2 separate regions of the Mus musculus genome follow, and region 1 is linked to region 2. Evidence: chromatin loops called from intact Hi-C (ENCODE). Cell type or tissue: gastrocnemius. All regions are shown on one strand. Each heading gives the region's core, and the rest is flanking DNA. Links, peaks and the distances in the headings are about the cores only. Region 1 overlaps Map2k6 (mitogen-activated protein kinase kinase 6). Region 2 has its middle 66 kb from the start of Gm30158.

Region 1 (5,381 bases), core at 94-5,093, 940 kb after region 2:
TTTGGTTGTCACAACTAGTTGGCGGTATCTGACAGCGGCAGAGGATGTTGCTAAGCATCCTTCAGTGTGCAAGCCTGTCTTCCACAACAAAAGCAGTCCAGTTGGAAATGCCATTGGTGCAGACACCAAGAGGGCAAGAATACTTGGACTGTGGGTAATTGGCTGGCCCTCTTTAAAACCCACTTGCTCTACCCTTCTCCCAATTGGAATGCAGTCATAAGAACCATCTCCACGAGGCTTACATGACATTTGTTTATATTCCCATCACGACTACCTCATGCCTCCTATCTCTGTCTTCCATCTTCCTAGGAACAAAAGGTTGTCTAAATTCAAGTATCAGTTTATCTGAGAAATAAGTGCAGAAGAAATATCCTCTGGGGACATTGTTACCTCACTTACAAATCCTAGATTTTTTTTTTTTTTACATATACAGAAGCCTCAAATATCCAGCTATTATTCAAAGCAAATCTGAACCCAGAATTCTCCTCCCTTGGTTAAACAATTTAACTTCTTAAGTCAATAAAATAACACAAATAAATACAACACTAAAACTACACATAATATTCAAGGGATTAAATAGGATATCTGAGGGGCCAGCAAGATGGTTCAGCCGGTAACAGGCACTTGCTGCCAAGCCTGGAAATCTGAGTTTGATTCCTGGAGCCCATAGAGTGGGAGAGAACAGACCCCCGTAAGTTACCCCCTGACCTCCATCAGTGCACCACGGTATCAACCAATGACCTCCATGGCAGCACTGATGTTTGGCCCCTGTTTACTGTATAATAGAAGGATTCTTTCTTCCTGGCTGGCTAAAAGCTCTAAAGATTCATTGTGGCATCGCAGAGAGAATCCCAGACCTTGTGCAGATTAGGCAAGCACTCTATGACCAAGCTACATCTTCGGTCCCTGCCTCGGCTTTCAAGTTTTAAGTAAAAGCAACCATGAGACAGGACATTTTTCTCCCCAGAACGTTTGCAAAATTTGCAAAATTTCCTCTCTGCTTTGATCCATCTTTAAAAAAATTTTTTTTCAGGAAAAATCACTTTAGTTGATCAAGCACAAAGTATTTAAGATCTGTCAGACCTCAGAGGCTGTGTTCAACTGCCCAGTAAGCTACCCCTTGACTTACAGCCCCTAATCAGAGGGAAAGTTTGCCCCCGACTATAGAATTCTAACAAAAGGGTCTTTCACAGCGGCCAGCCATGGTAATGATGCCTGTAATTCCAGCACTCAGGAGGCTGAAGCAGGAGGGTTACAGAATCAAAGCCAGCCTGGGCTACAGAGAGACTTTTAGGACAGCCTAGTATATATATAGTTAAACCTTATTGAAAAAGAAAGGAATAACAGAGGGGGGCAAGAGGTTAGAGAAGAGGGAGGTAGAGAAGGAGGGAGGGAAGTGGAGAGGGAGAAGGTGAGGGGGGAGGAAGGGAGAAAGGAAAGAAAGCAAGCAAAGGAAGACTATTTGTTAAATTAGTATAATGGATATAGCCTATTCCCTCCATATCTTAAATCAAAAACACTTCAAAAGAAGCACTAAGAATAGTAAAATACCCAAGATAAAGTTGGGGTGGAAGCAAATTTTCCATGTTTAGTAGAAAATGTTTGAAACTCAATATAAAATAACAACCTCGGAGTTCAAAGGTACACCACTTTCCTCTTGGATGGGATCTGGCTTTTGGATGTTCAAGTGGCTTGTCATTTTCAAGTGTGCAATTAGCTAACTTCTCTAATTCCTCTTCCAAATGCCACAACACAGGCTCCTGACCATGGCTGGCACGACAAACCCAATCCACGCTGCCTTGAGAATTGCCAGCTTGCAGTTCATGCTGACCAGGAGCTCTCTGCCTATTTGAGCTCCCCCACCCCCATGTCCACCCCCACCCCCCCGATCATTTCCAAGAAGGGCTATTTGGTGCAGTCCACAGAATAAAAACACAGTGCGCCTCCGAAGCCATACATTTGTCAAAAGATAAATAAATACCTACTGCCTCTTTTACTTTCCTGTTCTGAACAAACAGACAATGCTTAATCGACTGTTTGATTTTTAGCTACTCTGAGTCAGACAGTATTGACATCTGGACGGGCCTCCAACACACTTGGGTACGGCACCAGGCTAGCCGGCTGGGCACTGAGACTCCAAAGTAGGCCTGGAGGAAATGCAAACATAAGTCTAACTATTCTAGCAGCAGGCAATGTATTCTAGTGGCTTGCCTGTGTCAACACATGTGAAAAGGTTAGAGAGAAAACTACTGGGCCAGAGAGCAGGCTCGGGACATAAAGTGCTCACCCCATAAGCATGAAGACCCAAGGTTGACCCCCAAAACCCACATAAAAAGCCAAGAGCAGCAACACACACTTCTAATCTTAGCTCTGGGGAGGTATGGATAGGAAAATCCTTGGGCTTCATGACTGGGCAGCCTAATTGAATAAAAGACCCTGCCTCAAATCATGAGGTGGTCATACTCAAGAAAGGACGCCTGAGGTCGGCCTTGGCTCCCCTCACAGGCACACACACCATCTATATACCACAAGAGCATACACAGCATATGTGTATGAACACCTATATATACTCAAACACATGTACAATATATATACATTATACAATATGTATACATTATTTATATATACATATGTATATATAGTGTGTATTCCATATAGATATGTGTGTGTTTATGATCTATCTGCTAAGATCTTATTTTTAAAAAGGAAATCATATTAAGCCTTCTACAAGACTAGACTATAAGAACTTTCTATTACAAACATGAAAAAACAAGGCCTTTTGGTCATGTGGTGGTTTGAGAGATGTACGTACACACACACACACACACACACACACACACACACACACACACACACCATAGTCTCACACGTTTCAATAGTTGGGCTGTACTCGGTGGCACTGTTTGGGATGGTTTTGAAGGTGTGTCCTTGCTGGAGGAAGTATACCACAGGGGATGGCTTCAAGAACTTAGGGTCTCACCCTACTCCCGGCTCACTCTCTCTCGGCTTCCTGCTTGAGATTCGAGACATGCGCCCTTGGCTTTTTTTGCTCCAGCTACCAAGTCTGCTGCCTGCTGCTTGCTCTGCCTCCCCGATGATAGACTTATCCCTCCAAACCCATGAACTCTTTCTTCCATGTTTCCTTGAGTTTGGTCTTTTATGTAACATGTAACTAATACAGGTCAGTACGGCCCACCTTGGAAGTTCCTTAAAATCTCAATGATAAAAACATGTACTGGGGAAAAGAAGCAGCCTTCGGCTGTGCTTTTTTTAAAATAAATACATAAAGGAGGTATTTTTAAATTACTGTTTCTTTGTTTTTGCTCTGAAATACTTCAAGATATGGACATAGGCAAAAGACTCCAAAACCACAGAAAATAATCCCAAGAGCTGATGAGTGGGATTACATGAAATTTAAAAGTTTCCATGCAACAAAGTAAATCATTATCAGAGTGAAAAGGACAGCCAACAGGAGAAAAATCGTTGCCATCTATACACTGGACAAGGATTCGCTTCCTCTACTACATAATGGTACATTTTAAATGCCCAGATAAATAAATCTTCCAACCGATAAACAGGCTAAGGGACCAAATAGGTAACTCTCAAAAGAAGAAACGGGAATGGCCAATAAACACTCAGGTCTCAGCCTGCTTAGCTATCCCAGAATGCCAGAGTAGCAGTACTTTGAGATTCCATCTCATCTCAGCTTGGTGCCTCTCGCCTCTAAAAGGGACAGAAAGAATGCACAAGCCAGAGGTCAAGGAGAGAGTCGTGAGGTACTGGGTTCTGCCAGAGGTCAGGGAGAGAGTTGTGAGGTACTGGGTTCTGCAAGTGGCACGGCTTTTGCACACACCCACTTATAGCAGCAAGAAGACCTGAGGAACAAGACATTCCAGTGTGGCTGTGGAAGGGGTCCCTGGGAGACCCCACCGCTCGTGGGGGGACCTGTGTAGTTAGTGGCTGCAAAGGGAGGGGGGTCACTCTTGTTTGAAGACCAATGGCACTAACTGGACTTAGGGGTTGTTCAGGAGGGGAGAGGGCGCATTTTTATGAAAGATGCCCAACAACACTGTCCTAGAGCCCAGTACTCCAGTTCTCTCTGGTCTTTCGGCCAAAATTAAAACTCAGAATAAGCCACCAGGGTAGCCTTGTAAAACACTAAGGGAAAGCACCAGGATGGGGATGCGGATGCAGATGGGTGAGCACCAAGTACCGGTCCAAGAGCCTTAAGCAACCAAGCATTGCCCAGTGTCATCACGGTCCCCAGTAAAAACTGTATTTGGAACACCACGTCCAAAGGAGCAAGGAGACCAAAGGTGTGTTGCTTCGGTATCCTCTGTACCTCGGGGCCCTTCCCAGGTCTAGGTCAATTCACGCAGCGAGTCTGAGCAGGAATGACTCCCTCCACGAGACACAGCTGGAATCAGAGCCAGCTCTGACCCACCCACTCGCTCGAAGTTTCCATCTGCTTTCACAGGATAGCTGTCTAAACTAACTGGGTTCCACTCGGGCTGCCCTCTTGACATCCTCCTCCCAGCTGCATCCGCGGCTGCCACTACTGTCACGTGACGACGCTAAGCATCGTGGCCGCGGTGCAGACAGAAATCATGTGAGTACCTGGAAGATATTGTGTCCTCTTTTATCCTCTCTGACTATACTAGTCATTTCCTTCTCTCTCCGTGCTCCAGCCCTCTTTGGATTAGCCTCCAAACCCCCGGCAGTACCTATTATGCCTACCGGGACAAGTCCATCCACAGATAACATGGGTTCTGCAGAAGGCAAAGTTCTGCAGGACTTGGAAGCATCCGGGAAACATTCTTGAATGTCCAACAATCTTCTTAGTCCCAGAGACTCTTGACATCTATCCCCCACCCCTAGCTTTCCAGTAGGCCTTGCTAAACTTTGGCTCTATGCTGTAGTCAATATCCAACTCCTTACAGCTGTTACTGGAATAAAATACCATAATAGAACATGACTTAAAAGAGAAATGATTTATCTCGGCTCACAATTCTAGGCTACAGTCCAGCGCTGCAGGAAGTCGTGGCAGCGGGAACGTAAACCTTATTCATTCGGGTCTAGAGCAGAGAGAAACGAACGCATGCGTGCTTCGAGTACATAACTCCATTTCTCCCTCATACAGTCCGGGAGCCAAACCCTGGCAATGGCACCATTTCCTCTTAGGCTAGATCCTTGCACATCAGTTAACATAATCAAAGCAATCCCCCACAGACTGTCCACAGGCCAACCTGTTCTAAACAACAGAGACTCCAGATTGTACGAGGGTGGAAGTTAAACTAACTGACCATCACGAGGTCCTAGAGAGAGGGGTCTTTCTTGCTTTAGTGACGCAATCCTTCCAATGGGAAGACCTCTCCTTCCTG
Region 2 (5,381 bases), core at 304-5,303:
AACCCAGTGTATCTCTAAGTGTTTCTCCTTCCCTCCTCTTTCTTGTCATTTCTCTAACCTCTCCCAAGTTTGCACCTTTCATCCATTTTTTGCCCCCTTTCCTTCATTTATTCTTCCTTTGTGATACAGAAATATGAGTGCCCAGGAAAATACATATTGGAATATGAGGAATTGAAGATACTTCATGGTGATTGTTTTCGTTTGATTCTTTCTTTGTTGATTTTATTTTTGAGAATTTCATGTATGGGTACCATATGGCTACTCAGTAATGTGTAAGAGTCTCCCCAGGGATAGCACAGACCATGAACACCCAACATGGACCTTGGGCATCACCGCAGCCTGTAGCATGGATCATGGATACCAGCATGGTCTCCAGGAGTAGCACAGACCATGGAGGGCTTTTGCATAGGCCCAGTCCAGGAAATGAACCATCTTCCATCTTGGACATCACTCTATTGCTCAAAGCCAGGGCAATTGTGCAGCTGCACTGGCAGCACATTCAGGGGCAAACCATGCTCCAGTGTATATATGGACAACACAAATTAGTCAATGTGTTCATTTCTCCTCCTCCTCTTCCTCCTCTTCCTCCTCCTCCTCCTCCTCCTCCTCCTCCTCTTCCTTCTTCACTTTCAGGGAGGGTACAAAGGTAAGATAGTGGAGCTGAGAGGACTGGGAAGTGAATGTTATTGGTGTGCATTATGTAAAATTTCCAAATAGTTGATAAAAAAGTAAATAAAATACCACATGCGCATGCACACAACACACACACACACACACACACACACACACACACACACACACACACACACACACGAGTTTCCAACGTGACACTGGTTTTGAGATACTGAAGGGGTTATGGAGAGAAGCTGAGGCTTGGCGTCATGAGAGTCCATTGGTGAAGGAGAAGCCTCCGATGCAGTGGAAACCCTAGGATTGAAGGGGTCATGGAGAGAAGTTGAAGCTTGGCAAAATGTGCCAATTTTGGTGTTCCTAAAGAGTAGCCAGAAGATTATTGGTATAGGTAAAATTTGTGAATACTCCAGCATATTGAAAATGCCAAGTCTATGGAATGACTGTGAAGGATAGCAGCAGCTATGATGTAGAGATAGCCCAGGCCTATCCAATGAGCTATGTGTGCCATGAATTGCCGGGCTTGAGAGGGGTGCTGCCAAAGCCTGTTGGAGCCCAGAAGATTCAGAGTGAATAGTAAATGTCGGATGTTGAGCTTCAGGGTTTGGTCCACACTGTTGAAGCTTGGTTTCATATGTGGCCTGTTTTTTTTTTTTTCCTTTTTGAAATACAAAATATATAATCTAAGTTTTATTTTATGGGTTAAATAAAATAAATAGTTAGGTGACTTTGGGGCCTTCCAGAAACTGGATGTATTAAATATATTTAAGTATTTATATATTTTTATAAATATATTTAAATATATATGTATATTACATAGTCTGAATGAACTTTTAAAGAGTGTGAGACTTTTAAAACTACTGTTTTATATTGTGCTGTTGATATTAATATGTGATCATGGTGATAAACTACAAAAAAAGCAAGTTTATAGTTTAATAGCAATATACCAGTCTGCCAAGTTAACGAGAAGTCAAACGTCTTAATCAGATATTTGTTAACATGATATATGATGGAGCTAACTAAGTATAGGAACTTCAATTGCAACAATACCTCCATCAGATTGGCTGTAGGCGAATCTGTAGGGTATTTTCTTAATCAGTAATTGGTATGGGAGGACCCAGCTCACTGTGGGTGATGTCACTTCTGGGCAGGTAGTCCTGGGTGGTATAAGAAAAGCAGATGAATCCATGGGGAGCATGTCAGTAAAAAGCACGCCTCCATGCTCTCTGCCTCAGTTCCTACCTCTAGGTTCTTGCCTTGACTTCTTCCCAATGCTTTCCTCTGTGATGGGCTGTAAACTGTAAGATCAAGTTAATCCCCAGGCCCCACAGTTGCTTTCACTCAACGTCTAATCACAGCAATAGAAAGAAAGCTAAGATAGTACCATAGGAAACATGTGTTGTTTTCATGCACAGTTGAATCAGAGGTTAACCGTGTGCAACCTAAAACCTAGCTAAGACCTTCAATGAAGTGTCTCTTTGTTCCTGCATTCTTCTTTGCAGGTGGGTGTCATTCACCAACTGGCACTTGACATAATTTAATGATAGCTTCGCATGATAATGGCTAGTCTCCTTTTCTGTCTCCCAGACACAACAAAATGCAAAGCAGACAAGTCGGTTAGGGCCTGGCCAGGTATCATTCAGTGCACTACTGTATAACCACCCCTTTGCAGTCTTTGCATGGTTCAGACATTCTCTCCAAAATTCCCCTTCAAGTCACAGCAAGCTTTTCAAGCAAAATACTGAGAGAGAATGTAACACTGCGCAGTCCTCTTCAGTCAAGCCAGAATGTCTGGGATCTCTGAATATTATGTTTACAAAAGCAGCGTGGGCAACTTCCTGGCCCTGGTGGAGAAAACTTGCAGACAGTTGACTTCCCAGAAGTCTGCAAACGGACAAAATGCTTTTATTTCTTATTCAAAGGCTGTAGCTTTTAATTAAAGGTTACACCAACTGGGACCCCAGTATTTGAGTATTTGTTATGCTGTGATTTCTCCATCCAGTGCGTTGCTTAACTTTTTAATGTAATAACCACCAGAGGGCGAAAGAGATCACATTTCAAAGGACTTAAAGGCCTGTTTCAGCCAGTAACCCAATCAATGATGGTAAATAGTCCCACTGGATGGAAAACCCAAGGCTGAGCACACAGCCTGTCTGCATCAGCTTCCATGCTAAACACAGCATGTTAAACGTGTTTAAGGCAGATTTATGTATAAAATCTAAGCAATCAATTTCAGCAAACTAATTCCCAAAGTACAAAATATTCAATAAGGTCTCCCCTGGCCATACTGCTTTAGATGCGACATCTAAGTGGAGAGATGTTACATACCTACATACGCAAGCATATTCTTTTGCTTTGCATGGGCCAGACTTCCACACCTTATCTTTATTAACAACACCTTCTTTCATTCTGAAATCACCTGGATACCCCATCTATATTCACAGATTATCTATGCTTTAGGTACACAGAGAGGACTCTGAAGGAACTATACTCAATATTTTCCTTTAGTTATCTTTCATTGGACAGCCTGATTCATAGCTAGACATACCCTACATAGCCACATCACTAGACATCACAGAGACTTCTCAATATGCTCAGTACCATCCTACCCCACCCACACACCTAATTCTAGTGACCTAACACATTCAACCATGGAAAGGCATTAAGTTGTACCTTGTCCTTGACAAAGAAGAATAAGATATAAGTCTTTGGAGGAGAAGGGTTCAGAGGTAGAAATTATCAAGGAAGTGATTTCACCGCCCTAGGCAAGGCAGGCTTTTCTTCTACCTTTGGCATAAAACTAAAGAGAAAAATTTCTTCCTTCAAAGGGGCATTTTAACAACTGAAGTGTTCCAGGAAGCCAGGATCCCATTGTTAGGGTAAGCTTTCCAATGACACGTCTGTTTAGGTAATGTCCAGGCTGCATTTTCATCCTCTGGAGATATCAGAATTGGAGTAAGTATTTTTAGCACTTGAGAGAGGAAGGAGAACGTGTTTGGGTCTGAGTTTGGTTTCACCATTTAGTTCGGAGTTGCATAACCAAGGAAAATTGCTCAACATCTTTAATCCTCCGGTTTCTGGGGGCTAGAGAAGTGGCTCAGTGCTTTTAAAACATTTGCTGATCTTGCAAGGGACCTGAGTTCAGTTCCTAGCACCTTCATTGAAAGGCTTACAAATGCCTTAAAAGTTCTCCTGAACATCTTCCTTCCAAGTCTATCACATACACTATCACTTTGGTTTCTAAGGGAAACATCAACTCTTCAGTTGTTAAAATTTCTCATCCAGTGTGAATAAACAACAAAAACCAACAGCGAGTAGGTAAATAGATAGCTGCCTTTGTCCAAGAACACATAGACAGACACAGACATACGAGCAAACACACAGACAGACAGACAGACATGCGCACAGACACACAGACACACTTTACAGTATACAGTGGCTATATTCGAGTGACTTGATTTTTGTCTGGTTTCCATTTAACTCCTGAGGGGGGAAAATGTCAACTCCACAGATGTCTTCAGACAGAAGATTTTAGAGCCCAGAGGACTGTGAAGTTTCACCTTATCATATATAGCACCTGGACCTACAGAGATTTTGCAAGAGACATTACTGTAATCCAGAAAGATCAAAGGCAAATGAGTCATTTGGACAGTCCAGTTTCAGATGGAGACTTCAGAATAACATTCAAAGATAAGCCATACAAATTTAAACCCCTGGGGATTGTTTATTTATTTGTGTGTTATTGTTATTTATTTGTGTGTGGGGAGGGGCACACATGTACATGGTGGCACGCATTCATGTAAAAGCTAGAGGTCAAGGTCAGATGTCTCTGTCACTCTTCACATTATGTTATGAGGCAAGACCTCTTGCTGAACTTGACCAGCTTGGCTGTCCAGTGAGCCCCTGAGGTTGTCCTGGCTCTGCCTGCCCATCAGTGAGGTTACATACAACACTTGTTGTTTCTCCTGGCTTTTCACATGGAGCTGGATATTCAAACTCAGCTCCCCATTCTTACACGCCAAGTACTACCCTGACACAGTGCCTCACACCAGTCATTTTTTCAAAAAGGAAAATAAAAGTTAATTTTCATTGTTTCTTCTTCTTTAACATGCATCCTTTACATCCTTGTCTGTAGGTGGATGGTAACCATCCACAAGATTTAGGCTCTTTTAAATCCCAGAATGTTTGCTTATGCTCCATGCTTAGATTGTACATTGGATGACAAAACTGTTTCCTTCTGTTGGATATGTTTCAAGAACTGGACAGAGCAATTTTGCTTACTTTCAGTTAGCTAGGACTAATTACAGCCCTGTATCCAACTAGGAGGAAACTATTCTTTGTCTTTAAGAAAGAGGAGGTGCTAGTGGTGGAAGCCCATGTTCCCTAGAATTGTGAGATCTGATATTTGGTCTATGAATGAGCTAATTTCTCTTCAGTGTTACACAATGTTGAGTAGGAAAGTTAAACTTAGTGTTTGTATCATTGCCCTTTAATGTTTGAGTTAGCATGTGCTGCTAACTTCAGATAGAGGATATTTACCAGGTGGTAATGATCCTTGAAATATAATTCCTTTTGCTTAAAATACCGAAAGTAAATAACACAGAAAGCACAGTGAAAAGGGATAAACTACAAATACACACACACACACACACACACACACACACACACACACGACACTACTTAAGGGGCACAATGACCAGGACGTGTGCCCTATTTGTGATAATGTGACAGAGGAGAGGTAAGAGAGGAGG

Evidence for each region. Hi-C counts contacts between places; a loop is a spot of excess contacts. Peaks named below come from ENCODE experiments on the same cell type or tissue, not always from the same donor. Only the 100,000 strongest peaks of a DNase experiment are listed, where the experiment ranks them.
Region 1: it touches region 2 in a loop (4-fold over the local background); 9 of 42 quality-filtered maps call a loop at or near these places.

The regions. Positions count from the first base shown.
Region 1 is chr11:110,499,867-110,505,247 of GRCm38, reverse strand. The region is part of intron 10 of Map2k6 (mitogen-activated protein kinase kinase 6); the gene reads right to left. Among named protein-coding and RNA genes, the nearest start is that of Gm39446, 26 kb to the right of the region's middle. In gastrocnemius, for the core only: no CTCF peak of the experiment used is centred there; no DNase peak of the experiment used is centred there; H3K27ac peaks cover 477 bases.
Region 2 is chr11:111,443,270-111,448,650 of GRCm38, reverse strand. No RefSeq gene overlaps it. Among named protein-coding and RNA genes, the nearest start is that of Gm30158, 66 kb to the left of the region's middle. In gastrocnemius, for the core only: a CTCF peak has its summit at 2,671 (motif pointing right); no DNase peak of the experiment used is centred there.